Regions from separate parts of the Homo sapiens genome. Here region 2 is linked to region 1. A link is a loop called in an ENCODE intact Hi-C map of the cell type or tissue named here. Cell type or tissue: PC-9. All regions are shown on one strand. Each heading gives the region's core, and the rest is flanking DNA. Links, peaks and the distances in the headings are about the cores only. Region 1 has its middle 190 kb from the start of RRAGB. Region 2 has its middle 84 kb from the start of RRAGB.

Region 1 (5,386 bases), core at 237-5,236:
AGTTAGCAATAAGTTTACTAAGTTTTTCTTAAAGGAGCATTAGATTCCAAACATAAAAATACAATCCATCTTGATTGTATAAGATAAATAATTCAAGATTCATTCTCTTTAATGCAATAGAATTTCAAATAGAATGATTGTTACTTCTTTTTTTACAAGTGACTTCCTGTCTCATTCAGAATAAAAGTCAAAGTCTTTACAAGTTCCCATATGATCTAGCCCCCTCTATCTCACTGACCTTATATCCCGCACTCTTCCTCTTGTCCACTCCAGTGATACTGACCTTCTTACTATTCTTTGAACATACCATGCCTTTGCACTTGCTACTTCCTCTGTCTAGAACACCTTTCCCTCAGGTATTCTCACGGCTGGCTCCCTCACTTCATTCAGATATATTCTTTAAAATCACCCCAATTCCACATGCCCTGTAGCTTTTCTCCTATCTTATCCCCACTCAACGTATATGTTCATTGTTTTTTGTTAGTCCCCTCCACCAACACCTCCTCATTAGAATATAATCTCCAAGAAGGCATATTTTCCCCAGAGTCTTGTGTGGTGATGATACAGAGTAGATTCTCAGTATGTAATTGTCAAATGAATGAACGAATGAATGAATGAATATAATAACACAATGTAATTTTGTGTCAATACCTTGCTCTGTCACAGTTCCCTACCCTGGACCGCTGAGTAAGAACTAGGAAGGGACTCAAAACAAAGGAAATTGCAGAGCACCGGGAACTGTGGCATTCCATTGACCAAACAAAAACCTACAGAGTGAAATATGAACCCTAAAACCTCAAACATATTTTCATCTCTTCGACCTGTGGAGTATCATTAGGCTCTATCCACAGTCCTGCCACCCTCCCTGTGCAGAAACATAAGAGAGACAAATATGTAAGAGATGTCACTGGTCCATAAGAGACCCTTTCTAACAAGTTTCTGCCACACCAGCTCTTCTTTAACAGTGGAAGGGAGATGGTGAAGCCCTCTTTCCCAAAACAATCTCCCTTACTGGACATGGATAACGCCAAAGTGGCATTAGCTTTCCTACTGAAGTTTCCTGCTCTTTCCTCTCTGCATGCCATTTTGATTTGAGTTCCTATTTCTTCTAGCTGGAATTCCCAGTCACTTGGCTTTGAGCATATGGACACCTGGTACTGAACAGAAGACAATAAAAGTGAACCATTGAGCCATTCATGTAAGAAATGTTTGGTAAATGTTGGAATCAAATTCAACATTTGTCTCCATATCCTGGGAAGGCTACTAATCAGTTAAAAAGGGAGTCATTGACAACACTCTGCATGGCCTTGACATTTTACACAAACCTCCCAGCAGTGTGATCAGCCACAGGCAATGCACCTGGCATTCAATAAAATTTGTAGAATGAATTTGTTCAAGATACCTGCACTGCCATGGCGCCTTTCAGGAAATGGAAATTTTCCCTTTGAGCTAAAACAGCAGTCAACTGGCTGCAGTTAACTAATGTGTAACTTGGCAACATTGCCCACGGTGCACCTCCTAAGAACCACACGGATATTAGAACCAAGTATGGAAGCTGGTCTGAGTAAGAAAAAGCTGTCCTCGCCACACAAATTCCTTCCAACATAGAGGTACTGCCACCCTTCTCATAATTGAATTTCCAGTTAAATAGTGCACTGTCCCTTTAAGAAGCCAGGCAAGATGGAGCCCTCCTAGCTCACAGCTAGAGGCTTCAGGCAACCTGATAGGGTTGCTGCAGGGTGATAAAAAGAAAGAATGCCAGGAGGGAGGAAGTCGAGGCTCTAATACCTGGAGGAGAAATCAAGGATCCAACCACACAGCCATCGAACTGAGCGCGCCTGTCCCGCCCGTGGTAGCTCCCCTAGGCTCTAAAGCACCACCTCCCTTCCCCTCCCCTTCTTACCAACCCCACTCTGCTCCACCCTGAAAGGTTTTCCTTGAAAGAGGCTATTTCGCCGCCCAGAGAGGGTGATAAAAGGAAGGTGGAGTGGGAGGTGGCAGTTGGTAAGGCAAAATAAAAGGAACTTACTTTCGGATTCTGCGCCTCCGAAGGCATCCTCTCCTCCCAGCCCCGGGGCCTGGGCCGACGGGGCGGGGCCGGGATTGAGCTCTTGGACCCGGGGTCCTCACTCCCTCGGACTACACACGTAGTTGAGTGAAGAGTTAGGGGGAATGGGCACCGACTAGGGCCGGTGTACAGTCTATTTTAATTATCTCAAGGGAAGGCAGAAGAGTGTAAAGAGTGTTAGCCAGGGGAAGGAGTGGAGGTGAACTCTAAAACCTTCCTTTTCCCTACTTTCTCGTTAGCTTACCTCCCCCGGCATTAGCAATATCAAGAGCAATGGTTTTCTTTTTTCTTCCTTTTGGTATCTCTCAGCTGCCAGTCTCGACCCCACCCAGCGGCTCCACCCCATCTACTACTACACCATTCTGTCAATCACCAGCCCCTTTAAAGCTGCATCGCACAACTTGGTTGTTCGTCCCACTTAGGCTGGCGGACATAATCTTGGTCCTTCCGACCTTTTCAACAATACCCCGGACCTTTCTGCTGGATTTATGAAGCTGAGGTTGTTTGCTAGTGGCGGCCTCCCCGCCCCCTTTGTCCTGGAGCTTGAATACTGGGCTGCACCCAAACTTCTTCCGGCAGGGGGCAGGCCCCGCCACACCCCACCGCATCTCTTTTCATTACTTTGTTTCCGGTAAAACTGGTTCCCTAGGCTGCCAGATCCCTAAGAAAGTTTCTGCGACGCCCCCTTGGCGCCGCCCACGCCCATGCAGTCTTTGGACTGAAGTGGCTACAACAGCTCTAGAGTTTCTGGGGACTCTTCCTTCTGCCTATCCTGGGATGCTCAGTCTTCTCTGTCTCTCATCTGTGTGAGTCTGCATGTTTTTTGACTAGAATGGGGAAGGGGAAGGGAGAGAGGGTGGTGATTCCCAGAAATGTGCCTTATGCCTCTAATTCACCCAAACAGCAGTCCCTTACTACCGCCCCACCTCATAACTAGGCAGCTCAAAGTCAGAGAAGGGCCCTGAGGTTCCATCCCACAGGTATAACTGGAACTCCAGAATGACCCATGAGAAATCATGTTTAATGCCATCCCCCCCTTCAGTTAATGACAATACCTGGTTGCTTAGGCCAAAAATCTTGGAGCCATCCCTGATTCTTCTCTCACAAGTCTCATCCAATTATTGAGGAAATCCCGTTAGCTTTGTCCTAAAAGTGTGTTCAGCATCTGACCATTTCTCACCCTTTCCACTACTACTACCCTGACCCTGATCCTGACCATCACCATCTCCCAAATGGATGGCTAGAAGAGTGTCCTCACTGGTGACCCTTCTTCCACATCTGCCCTGCTAAAATCTGTTCAACAGCCAGCAAACAAATAGTCTTTCTAAAAGGCAAATCTGACCAGGTCGCACCTCTGTTTAAAACCTTTCAGTCATTTCCCATTGCAGTTAGCATCCAGATTGTCTTATATTATCAACAAGGCCCTCAAGATCCACCTGTCCCCTGCCTGTCTCTTTGACTTGATTTGTAAACACCTTGTTCACACTGCTGTAGCTATGCTGACCTCCTTTTCATTGCAATATATTAAGATCTCTCTCACCTCAAGGCCTTTGCATTCCTTTTCCTTCTGTCTGATTATGCCCATGGTGGGCTCCAATATCCTACACATCTCAGGAAAGCGTTCCCTTACCATGTGGATTAAGGTAACTCCCACAATCCAGGCACTCTCTATGACCTCATCTCATTTTATTTTTATCACAGCACAGATCACAATTTAATCTGTGTGTTTGTTTCTGTGACAAAGTAAGTCTCCCACTAGAGTATAAGCTCAGTAAGAGCAGGGACATCATCTATTTTGCTCATTGCTCTATCCACAGCATACTGAACAGTGGGTGTCATATAGTAGGGACTCAATAAAAATTTGTTGAAAGAACAATTAAAGGCAATATCATCAGGGATTTATCTGGGTGATATCTGTTTGTAAACAATAAACAAATCAAAACAGAAAACAAGAAAGAAATACACACCTGATATGAACTACTTCCCCTATTTATTCTTCCTTAGAACATCTGCTTGAATATCTTGCCTCTGGGCTGAGTTGGCAACATGATTGGAGCAGTGACATAGTAGAAGTGTGCTTTCAGGTTAGCTTTTAGGGTTGGCAGTGGATAGCTGATGGTTGACTTGTGTTCTTAATTTAAAGATGAAGGGAAGAATAAAATTAAGAGCATTGGTTACATAAAGCAAGAAGGGTGGTTTAAGCAATTTTGTAAACTATGACCTTGATACAGGGTCATAAGAAGCAGCCATTTTCCTTCACCACTAGAAGAGTATAGGGCTATTTAGTCTCAACAAGAGAAAACTTAGGAGGACAACAATCTTTTTTTCAGGGTTGTCTTGAGCTGTCATTAACATGTCATTGGTTGCTTATACCCACTGTGTCCTAACCTTAACTATCTGCCTGTTCATAGAGGTTACTCAGCCCAAATCTCTGGACCTCTAGCCATGAATGCCAGGCAGCTTTTACTAGGCTGCTACTTATACGTGAGCATAATATTATAGGGAGTTTTGACAGATACCATGGTTATATTCTCAGCACAATGCTAAGCACTGTGGACCATAGGCAAAGAAAGGACTCTTTCAATAAATTTCCCCTTTCTCTAACTTTTGTGTGTGTGTTTTTTGGGGTTTTTTTTTTTTTTTTTTTTTTTTTTTTTGAGATGGAGTCTCATTCTCTCGCCCAGGCTGGAGTGCAGTGGGGCAATCTTGGCTCACTGCAAGCTCTGCCTCCTGGGTTCACGCCATTCTCCTGCCTCAGCCTCCAGAGAAGCTGGGACTACAGGCGCCCGCCACCATGCCTGGCTAATTTATTTTATTTTATTTTATTTTGTTGTGCTTTAAGTTTTAGAGAACTTTTACACTATTTCTGAGAATCAAGGCAGGGTTATTTGTAAGGATGATGCAGAGGGGCTTAGTATTTGGCATCAGGCAAGCTAAGACTGGGTTGAAATTGAGACAACCCTGAAAATTGTGGAAATTGCTATACAATACAGGTTACAAACCAACAGTCCATAAGTTAAATTTGGCCAGCAGATAAATTTTGTTTGTCTGCAATGTATATGTATATGTGTGTGTGCATGTGTGCCTGTGCAGGTGTTGACTGAATAAATTATCAACATTGAAAAATGTAGGGATATATGAAAATCTGTGTTTTCATCCTTAAGCCTATTTTCCAGAGTGCTGTCAATCTGTCGGAAATCAGCAGTGCCTGGCCCCTCTAGAAGTGCCATGATCTCGTCAGCTTATTACAGCCCTCACCTGAACATTTCACTTATTTTTGTTACCAGTTTGGCCTGTGTATGCATTTTAGTTTGCAAC
Region 2 (5,386 bases), core at 283-5,282, 110 kb after region 1:
TGTGTTTTCCATGTTCAGACATATATGTAGCTCTTGCCAATCTGGGCCACTGAAAGTTGTACCCCACCTACTCCATTAAGTATGTAGCAGAAGAAAGACCAACTTTCTTCCTTTGGGGGTTTCAGACTCTAGTCCCCAAGGGCTCTGCCTAAGAAAGCATGGCTAGAGGCAGAGAAAGTGTCTGGAGTGGAAAAGTATGAAGCATGCATAACTTTGGCCATCTTTTCCTTACCAGAGAACAGTCTCAGAGTAAGACAATGTGTCCTGCCTCAGATTATGTGTCTTGCCTCAACATGAAATGAACTGATGTTATCCTCAAATGCCCCCAGCTACAAAATGCTTTTGTCTTGCTGAAAGTTTCAGGAGTTACCTTAGAAATCTGGCTCAGAAAATCATCAAGCTGCAGGCTCAAGCACTGTAACCTACCCGCTCCAACTGAGAATGTAAAAAAATGTGACTACACAGAAATCTAAAAGCTATTAACTAAAGCTAGATTTATTCTCAATCTCAGTTCATGCAGCATTTCTCTCTCTCTCTCTCTCCTCTCTTTCTCCCCTCTCTGTCTCCTCTCTCTCTTTCTCTCTCTCTCTAGCACAGAGACCATCTAGAGCAGAAGCCTTTTTTCACTGATTCATCATGGATTCTGTGACATGTCAGGCACTGTACTATGTTGTGCGGAGTCAGTGAGGGAGGAAAAACAGACATGTTTATGCCCTCAAGGAGTTTCCAGCCTAGTGAGACCTTTTTTGCAAGCAGACTATCTTCAGTATAGGCTTGTTGAACATATGAAAGGAAATTGAAAACAACTTGAGCTAAATCAGCCTCAATACTGTGAGGCAGATTTAGCTTTAACCTCATCTAGAAATAACGTGTCTGTCCAGATCTGTTCACTTTAATCTGACATTCCCGGGCTATACAGGGTGCATACAGGGTGCAGTCATCTCCTTCTCTAAGATCTTTTCTGTTACTCTAGCAGTACAGCAGTAGAGGATAGTGGGACACAATAAACTGCCTTGGACTTAAGTCTCAGTTCTGTCACTCACTAACCATGTGACTTGTGGGCAAATAACCTAACCTCTCTGTGCCTCAGTTTTATCATCCATAATAAAACCTAATTAATGGAAGTTTTGAGGATTAGAGTTAAATATATGAATGCTTAGAAGTGTGCCTAATATATGGTAAGTAATCAATAAATGTTGGAAATTATAATTGTTACTCTGGAGCTACAATGAAGGGAGCTATTAAAATTTAGTTGTTTCCAACTGAGCCATTTGAAAGAAATTCAGTTTCCTGTTTTAATGTGATGAATATTTGTCTGCTTTCTCTTCTATACTGAGCTCAGTCTTTCCAGTCTCAAAAAGAGCATATATGTGGTATTCAAAATATATACTAGGCAATCTTTCACTCAGAAACTGTTGGTCAGACATTCTAAGAAATTTATTTTGGGATAAGACCAGGCCAAGTATGAATTTTTAAAGGAGTTATGAAAAGAAATACTTGCCTGGACATTTCTGCCATCTTATTGTTTTTCTTCCCTGCATCACTTCTTTCCTTTATCACTGTCCACTCTTCATGTCCAGTGGATGTGGCTTCTGCCTCCTCCGCTCCAAAGCAACTTAATTGTCAAATTAAAATAAAGAATTGCCAGCATACAAACTGAGTCTATGTGTTATTACATTCTCACACAGCTATAAAGAAATACATGAGACTGGGTAATTTATAAAGAAAAGAGGTTTAATTGGCTCATGATTTTGCAGGCTGTACAGGAATCACTGTGGCATCTGCTTCTGAAGAGGCCTCAGGGAGCTTTTACTCATGGAAGGAGGCAAAGCAGAAGCAGGTGTCTTACATGGCAGGAGCAGGAGGAATAAAGAGAGCGGGGATGTGCCACACATTTTTAAACAACCAGATCTTGTGAGAACTCACTATCACAACAGTACCAAGGGGATGGTGTTAAACCAATCATGAGAAACCGCCCCCACTATCCAACACCTTCCACCAGACCCCACCTCCAACATTGGGGATTGATTAAAATTTGACACAACATTTGGGAAGGGACATAGATCCAAACCATGTTAGATTATTCCTAGGTCATAGCTGACGCTGACTCAATCTTTCTACAGCATATGACTATGTTGACCAACTAATTTATTGTTTATCTTTTCTTCCTTGAGGAAATAAAAGAGGAATAAGATTTAACACTTAGCATGTGCTAAGAGGTTTATACCTATAATTTTATTTAATTCTCACACCTTTAAGGTATTAACCCAACATTGCAAATAATGATACAGATTCTGAGAAGTTAAAATGAATTTGCCTGAGGCTACACAGCTGTATGTTATCGCATCCAGAGAAGATTGGTTTATGCAGTAGAAGGAACCATGATTCTGATTGAGACACTTCAAATTCTGGCTCCACCATAACTAGGTTTGTGACCTGAGAAAGTACCTGAATTCTATTTGTTCCAATTCTTCACTTGTAAAATTGAGAGAAGAATAGTATCTACCTCAGAATACTTATGAAGTTTACATGAGATAATTATGCTTATAAAAGTTAAACAGTCAGTAGTCAGGCACTTGAGGACCCAGACTGTTTCTCAGGTAACCAGCTCTTTGCTGCCATCGCCTGACAAATCTAGTGGTTTTAAGGAATAGTGAGCAATTGGAACAAGCAGATTTTCTTAAAAGTAAAATTGTCTGTAAACTCCCTACCTGAAGAGCCACTAAATTCAAGGCTCTGATCTTGCATTGAATTCAGTATAACATTTTAGACCCCACTTATTACACTAAAGATATTCTACTAAATTGAAATAGGTAATGAAGGCCATGATCCCAAATAATTCAGACAGTAGACAATCATGTAGAGTTTTAGAGCAGAGCTGAAACTGTTGAGTACTGTGCTTTCAGAAAATTAAATCCACCTAATCAGTCATAAGAAAGAAATAAAAGAGGGAGAGCCTAGAGACAAAGAGACTAGGCAGGAGGTAAATGAATCATATAAGTCAATGTTATTCACTGTCAGCTGCAATTCTGAGAGCCATCTGAGTGGAATGCAACCATATAGTCCCATTTTTGTAAAAAGAATAATTATCATCATATTACCCAGTGGAAGCTCATGATGATGTTCAGTTCCTCCTTTTTTCACCTTAATGATCCCTCCCTACAATCCAGTTAGTCACCAAGGCATGTCCATTCTGTCTGCAATGTCTCTCCCAACTCTTCTTTATTTACAAATTCCCTTTCCACCACATTTTCAGATTACTTATCCTGTAACTACAACAGAGGCTTTCAAACTGAATGTAATACATGTAAGAACAACATTTCACATCAAAACCAAACACACACAGACATACACACACACAGCAAAAGTTTCACAGAAATGATATGCCTTGCTTCATGTGGTGTATACTGATATTTTCTAGTTTAATGTAGTCTATTTTTTTGTTTAATTTTTTTTTTTTTTTTTTTTGAGACGGAGTTTTGCTCTTGTACAAGCTGGAGTGCAATGGCACGATCTCGGCTCACTGCAACCTCCGCCTCCTGGCTTCAAGCAATTCTCCTGCCTCAGCCTCCGAGTAGCTGGGATTACAGGCACCCACAACCAGGCCCGGCTAATTTTTTGTATTTTTAGTAAAGACGGGGTTTGGCCATGTTGGCCAGGCTGGTCTCAAACTCCTGACCCCAGGTGATCTACCCGCCTTGGCCTCCCAAAGTGCTGGGATTACAGACGCGAGCTACTGCGCCCAGCCTATTTTGTTTTTCTTAAACATAGTAATGATGTTCCATGAAATTAGATGCAGTTAGGACATTTAGGTATGAACACTTAATTAAGTTTGTCTAAGGTCACTCAGAAAGTAAGTGGTTATGATGGGATTCTAAGCCAGATTTGTCTGACCACAAAATCTGCTTTCTTAGCCACTGCATTGACTTTTCTCCAACTTCATTCAGTCCTGTTAACTTTCATGATGTTTTTCTTTTTAAAAAATTTGTGTAAATTTAGGGGTACAAGTGCAATTGTGTTACATGCATTCATTGAGTAGTGGGAAAGTATTGGGTTTTATTGTATCCATCAACCAAATAACATATATTGTACTCATTAAGTAATTTCTCATTACCCTCTGTCCTTCCACCCCCACTTTCCAGTCTCCAATGTATATCACTCGATACTCTGTCATTGTGTGCACATTATTTAGCTCCCACTTATAAGTGAAAACTTATGGTATTTGACTTTCATTTTCTGAGTTGTTTCACTTGAGATAATGACCCCCAGTTCCATCCATGTTGCTGCAAAAGATATTTCATTGTTCTTATGGCTGAATAGTATTCCACTGGGTATATATATATGCCACTTTTTCTTTGTCCAGTCATCCAATGATGAACACTTGGGTTGATTCCATATCTTTGCTATTATGAACAGTGCTTTGATAAATGTATGAGTCAGGTATCTTTTTGATACAGTGACTTTTTTTTTCTTTTGTGTATATACCTGGTAGAGGGATTGCTGGATCAAATGGTAGTTCAATTTTCACTTCTTTGACAAATCTCCATGCTGCTTTCCATAGAGGTTGTACTAATGTGAATTTCCTAACAGTGTATAAGTATTTCTCTTTCTTTGCATCCTCACCAACATCTGTTATTTTTTGACTTTTCTAATTATAGCCATTCTTACTGGTATAAATGATTTTGTGGTTTAAATTTGCATTTCTGTGATGTTTAGTGATGTTGACCATTTTGCATATGTTCATGGGCCATTTGTATGTTTTCTTTGAAAAAATGCCTACTCATGTCCTTTGCCCACTGTTTAATGGGGTTGTTTTTGTTGTTGGGTTCCTTATAAATTGTAAATATTAGTCCCCTGTTGGATGGATATTTGCAAATATTTTATCTCATTTTGCAGGGCATCTGTTCACTCTATTGATTATTTCTTTGGCTATGCAGAAGCTTATTAGTATAATTAAATCCTATTTGTCTGTTTTTCTTTTTCTTGCATTTGATTTTGGGGTCTCCATTATAAATTCTTCACCTAGGCCAATGTCCATAAGTTTTTCCTGGGTTTTCTTCTAGGACTTTTATAGTTTCAGGTCTTATATTTAAGTCTTTAATCCATCTTCGTTAATTTTTGTATATGGTGAGAGATAGGGATCCAGCTTCATCCTTCTGCATATGGATATCCAATTTCCCAGGAGCATTTATTGAAAGGATGTCCTTTACCCAGTATGTTTTTGTCAACTTTGTGAAAGGTCAGTTGGTTGTATATATGTGGCTTTATTTCTGTATTCTCTATTCTGTTCCATTGACCTGTGTGTCTATTTTTATACCAGCACTAGGCTGTTTGGGTTACTATGGACTTGTAGTATAATTTGAGGTCAGGTAATGTGATGCTTCCA

What was found. A loop is a pair of places that touch in the nucleus more often than their neighbours do. Peaks named below come from ENCODE experiments on the same cell type or tissue, not always from the same donor. Only the 100,000 strongest peaks of a DNase experiment are listed, where the experiment ranks them.
Region 2: a loop joins it to region 1, with 2.9 times the contacts of the local background. A loop is called at or near these places in 3 of 110 quality-filtered maps.

Annotation. Positions count from the first base shown.
Region 1 is chrX:55,905,444-55,910,829 of GRCh38, reverse strand. It overlaps a transcript of KLF8 not described here. Among named protein-coding and RNA genes, the nearest start is that of RRAGB, 190 kb to the right of the region's middle. RefSeq lists enhancers at 1,488-1,547, 1,608-1,677. In PC-9, for the core only: CTCF peaks have their summits at 2,538 and 2,740; DNase peaks (open chromatin) are centred at 1,789 and 2,689; H3K4me3 peaks cover 1,993 bases; H3K27ac peaks cover 1,014 bases.
Region 2 is chrX:55,799,221-55,804,606 of GRCh38, reverse strand. No RefSeq gene overlaps it. Among named protein-coding and RNA genes, the nearest start is that of RRAGB, 84 kb to the right of the region's middle. In PC-9, for the core only: a CTCF peak has its summit at 2,630; no DNase peak of the experiment used is centred there.